Linked DNA regions of Homo sapiens: region 2 is linked to region 1. Evidence: read pairs that join two places in POLR2A ChIA-PET (ENCODE). Cell type or tissue: OCI-LY7. All regions are shown on one strand. Region 1 overlaps MCM6 (minichromosome maintenance complex component 6). Region 2 overlaps DARS1 (aspartyl-tRNA synthetase 1).

Region 1 (2,500 bases):
TAATTGATAATCACAATAATTATAAAACAAGTACTTATAAAATTGATGCTGTAAAATACCAGGAGGAAAAAATAGTGGTTTGCATTCAGATTTTGTAGAAGGTTGACTTTTGTAGGAGTTATACCCACTTATCCAGAAAGTTTAGTGTTGGAGAAATGTATTTTCCTATGGAGATGGGATTAGATGTAAAGGGAGTGAAGCAAATTTTTAGGATTATCACATTTTAGGGCGCCTTTTAGGGAAATTTGGGAGAAAATTGATCAAGGGAGAAAATATGAAATTCTAGAAATTCCTGAATCTCTGGAAATTTTTGTTGGTTTAAATGCATAATTTTCAAACACCCCTTTGGCAGTTATTTTAAGAATAAATTTACTGGATAAAATTGAAGTGATATTTTGAAAAGTTAAACTACTGAAATTATAAAATTACCAAATTACTTCACATAAAATGGGTTTGTAAAGGAAGTGTTTCTGAACTTTGAGTACAAAATTTTTTCTCATGATAGGATTATTATGTAACACATGCTTTTTTTTTTAGAAATTGCGGGTAAGCAAAAAAGTATTTGCATATAAAACAAAAACAGGATCATTCTGTTTTTGTTTTTTTTTTTTTCTGAGACAGAGTCTTGCTCTGTCACCCAGGCCAGAGTGCAGTGGCACGATCTTGGCTCACTGCACCCTCCACCTCCCGGGTTCAAACAATTCTCCTGCCTCGGCTCCCCGAGTAGCTGGGATTACAGGCGCCCGCCACCACGACTGGCTAGTTTTTGTATTTTTAGTAGAGGTGGGGTTTCGCCATGTTGGCCAGGATGGTCTTGATCTCTTGACCTCATGATCCGCCCACCTTGGTCTCCCAAAGTGCTGGGATTACAGGTGTGAGTCACTGCGCCCAGCCCGTTCTGTTTTATAATTTTAATTTTCATTTTTTTGGCATCCTTTAGTTCATTTATATATTTTGTTCTGGATACATATACGTCATATAATTTAGGATTGGGCACGTTGACTAAATTATTCTTATAGGAGAGTCCAAAGAATACCTTGTCTCTTGAATTTTTTTTTTAAACATAAATTATCTTTGAATACCCTCTCACTAAAATGGAAAGATTCTTAGTTAAGAGATGAATGTTTACTAATGGGACATTTGTCTTTAAACAGGATTCGAGAGCTCACCTCATCCAGAATTGGTTTGCTCACTCGCATCAGTGGGCAGGTGGTGCGGACTCACCCAGTTCACCCAGAGCTTGTGAGCGGAACTTTTCTGTGCTTGGACTGTCAGACAGTGATCAGGGATGTAGAACAGCAGTTCAAATACACACAGCCAAACATCTGCCGAAATCCAGTTTGTGCCAACAGGAGGAGATTCTTACTGGATACAAATAAATCAAGATTTGTTGATTTTCAAAAGGTATTTATTTAACATCTGTTTAGATCAGAGTCCATCTATGATAATAATTCACTTCTAGGCCCTTGCAATAGCTTATTTAGATAATGTTCAACTCAATTTTTATGTAAGTTAAGCATCATCAAAATGACTACAAAGTTAAGCCCAAAACTGTTCATGTAAATTATAATTGTTAGTATATACATTTGTTTTAACTTTCAGTAACTTGGAAGTTCCTTAAGACTGACAAGATGTATTTGTCAAAGAATAAATGGTAACTAGGTGGTGGTGGTTGTCATTATGAACTGGAGTTAAGAAAACTTAAAGAAATAGCAACTTGTTAGTGTAAGATTTCCATTTGCTGCATAGAAAGGAAAGCATGAATAGGACAGGCTAGCTTGGAAGCAATGAGGATTATCATGATTGAAGTAAAGGAGCCAAATTGGAGATCATCTGAGAGATGATTTGATGTGAGACCTGGAGGTACTTGGATCCCTAAATCTTAGGCTGAGGAGTTTGAGCCTATCTTAATAAGCAGTGGGAATATAGTGGGAAGGTAGTTTGTGTGTGTGGGTGTGTGTTTGTTTTGTTTTGTTTTTTGTTTTTTTTTGAGACAGTCTCTCTCTGTCACCCAGGCTGGAGTGCAGTGGCGCGATCTCGGCTCACTGCAAGCTCCGCCTCCTGGGTTCACGCCATTCTCCTGCCTCAGCCTCCCGAGTAGCTGGGACTACAGGTGCCCACCACCACACCCGGCTAATTTTTTGTATTTTTAGTAGAGACAGGGTTTCATCGTGTTAAACCAGGATGGTCTCGATCTCCTGACTTCGTGATCCGCCTGCCTCTGCCTCCCAAAGTGCTGGGATACAGGCGTGAGCCACTGCACCCAGCCTGTGTGTTTTTTTTTAAAAGCAAACTGAATAAGTCCGTGATGGGTTTAACAGAGGGTAATAGGCAATTTCAGTTACCTGGGCAAGAGGTGATGGATGGCAGTAGTAAGAATGAAGGGGACCCTCAGATTTCAGCAGGACTTAATTTTATGGGACATACAAAATGGAAAGAAAAGCTGAAGCAGCTCAAGTATGGAATAATTATTATCAGATGAATTTAATATTATTTATAT
Region 2 (2,500 bases), 110 kb before region 1:
ACATAGTGAGACCCCATCTCTACAGAAAGTAAAAAAATTAGCTAGGCGTGGTGGCATACACCTTTTATCCCAGCTACTCAGGAGGCTGATGGGAGGATCACTTGAGCCTGTGAGGTCAAGGCTGCGGTGAGCCACGATCACACCACTGGACTTCAGCCTGGGCAACAGAGTGAGACCCTGTCAAAAAAAAAAAAAAGCCAAAATTTCTGAAAATCATTTCCAAAACATAAAGATGAAATAAAGTAATTGAGTACAGGTTGAGTATCCCTTAGCCAAAATGCTTGAGACCACAAAAGTGTTTTGGACTTTATTTTTTTGGACTTTGGAATATTTGCATTATATTTACCACTTGAGCATCCCTAATCTGAAAATCCAAAATCCTCCGATGAGCATCTCCTTTGACCATCATGTCAGCACTCAAAAAGTTTTGGATTTGGGAGCATTCCGGGTTTTCGGGTTAGGAATGCTCAACCTATGTAAAATAGACTATGAGCAATAGAGTATAGGGGATGATATTCCTCTGCCAGGGCAAGCAGGAGGAGACACTTGAGACTTTGTTTTCAGGTTAGGTGTCTTTCTCAACTGTACTTCCTTGAGCTGTAACACAAAGAAGCTCACTGGAGTTTAGGTCTTTAACATAGGCCCAAAGCAGCCATTAACATAATTGCTGTTGTTCTTTTGCTGGCAAATCCACAGACAGTTGCGTTCTTCCACTTAGAGAGAAAGATAACCTATGTATGTAAAATTCGGCCTTTGGTTTTACCTCTGCAAAAATGCCAATTCTTTGCTCAAGGTGGTTTCCTTTCTCATCTGCTTCCATTTCTCTGCATTAATCACTCTGATGCCCATGACTCTTAAAAGTGCAGTTTTCAAACTGAAATCCTACTACCTTGGTTGTTACTGGTTAGCCAGTCATAGTGATGTGAGTATGGCATGGGCTTCGGGTATGTTCGGGTGTATTAAAGGTTGAGAACCCCTATGCTAGTTAATTGCCATGCCACAAGAAAGAAGAGCCATTACCCTTTTTCTTCTCCAAAGTGCTAGTAAAATTATCCTAATTATCGCATATCTCTTAGACTTCTGCTTTTCTGTTTTGTGTGGTTTTGAGTTGTGATTGCTTGGTTAGCCATTGCTTTTTCAGTCTTGGCATTTTCAAATCTGCCTTTTAAAATCTTCTGCTGATGTGTCTGTCTTTTCTCTTTCACGCTTTCTTTTGCCTGAGTTTACACAGCAGACTTGGAAGTTGGCTTAACTCATAAAGTCTGTTGGCAGTGTTTTGCAGAAATCCTCTTGTGATGCCAGTGGCTTTAAAATTCCTCTTTCATTCTCTTTGCTTTTGGCTATGAGAACCGTGTTATTTATTCTCCTGTAAATCAGATTCTCTCTGCAGCTGCATCTTTTCTTCAATAGGCAAATTATAAATACATTTAGAAAAATTCGGTAAGACATACAGTATTTATAATTTGACTTTATGTCTCAAAAGGTATTCTCGATATTGTAATGTCATGTCTATTGCTATGTTTAATTTAACTAATACTTAAATGTTTTTCTCTAATCAAATGATTGCATTTAGAAGAGTAGCAAAAATGATTGTTGAATGTTGCGTTGTATACACATCTTTACATAACAGTTGTTTTGTAGCTGTTTTCCTGTTTAGGAACTCTAGATGAATGTAGTATTTTGTTTAGTATTAGGAGCATAATAGTTGGGGCTCACTTACAGCCAAAAGGCTCGATAGGGAAATGTATGAGATGACATCAAGCATGATTGGATCTTGGGGCTCAGGAAGCATCTACAGGCCTTTCTCTCTCCAGCTTTTGGCTCTGTTTCCTTTAGGATATTGGCCTCCTTCTCGAATCCTGCAAACATAGCAGGAAAGGTGAAAGCTGCAGCCCTGGGCCTGCACCATGTCAGCGCAGCAATCCCAGGAAAGAGAGCTTCATTCCCAGCATCTGTATATTTAGTCCCAGAGAAAGACTTGCATTAGCTCAGTTAGAGTCACTGCATCCTGGGGAATAGGATACTGCGACTGTTCAGACTTGGTAGAGACTAGCTGACTTAGGTACTGTGGCAGGCAGGCAAAAGTTCCATGTCCTAGGCAGGATAGGCTGTGTTTGGCCTTACAAGTCATTGAAGTGTTCAGATTTGCATTTTGAAACTGTCTGACTTCAAAGGAGACTGAATTAGAAGGGGACACAGGGATTGCAGTTAGGAAGCTATTGCTGTAGTTCAGGTGGGAGACAATAGCTTGGTTTAGTATGGCGGCAGTGAAGATGGTAGAGAAATAGACGGATTTTAAAAATATGTTTAGAAAGCACAGTTCACAAAACTTGAGGCAAATTGCACATGGAACATGATAGAGAAGACAGTGTTGTCAAAGATTGAGAATTATTCAGGATGGTTCCAAGTACTTATGCTAGCTGTCAAAAATAATTATGATCTCTTTGTAAATTCTGAATTTAAAAATTATTTTACTATATAAAAATCGTTTACTGTTATT

Evidence for each region. Peaks named below come from ENCODE experiments on the same cell type or tissue, not always from the same donor. Only the 100,000 strongest peaks of a DNase experiment are listed, where the experiment ranks them.
Region 2: POLR2A ChIA-PET joins it to region 1 with 5 read pairs; 5 of 35 experiments call an interaction of 5 or more read pairs at or near these places.

Annotation. Positions count from the first base shown.
Region 1 is chr2:135,867,515-135,870,014 of GRCh38, reverse strand. MCM6 (minichromosome maintenance complex component 6) reads left to right here. Exons shown (of 17, transcript NM_005915.6): 4 at 1,155-1,404. Among named protein-coding and RNA genes, the nearest start is that of MCM6, 7.7 kb to the left of the region's middle. In OCI-LY7, no CTCF peak of the experiment used is centred here; no DNase peak of the experiment used is centred here.
Region 2 is chr2:135,979,371-135,981,870 of GRCh38, reverse strand. The region is part of intron 2 of DARS1 (aspartyl-tRNA synthetase 1); the gene reads left to right. Among named protein-coding and RNA genes, the nearest start is that of DARS1-AS1, 4.6 kb to the left of the region's middle. In OCI-LY7, no CTCF peak of the experiment used is centred here; DNase peaks (open chromatin) are centred at 1,097 and 2,114; H3K4me3 peaks cover 1,832 bases; H3K27ac peaks cover 2,179 bases.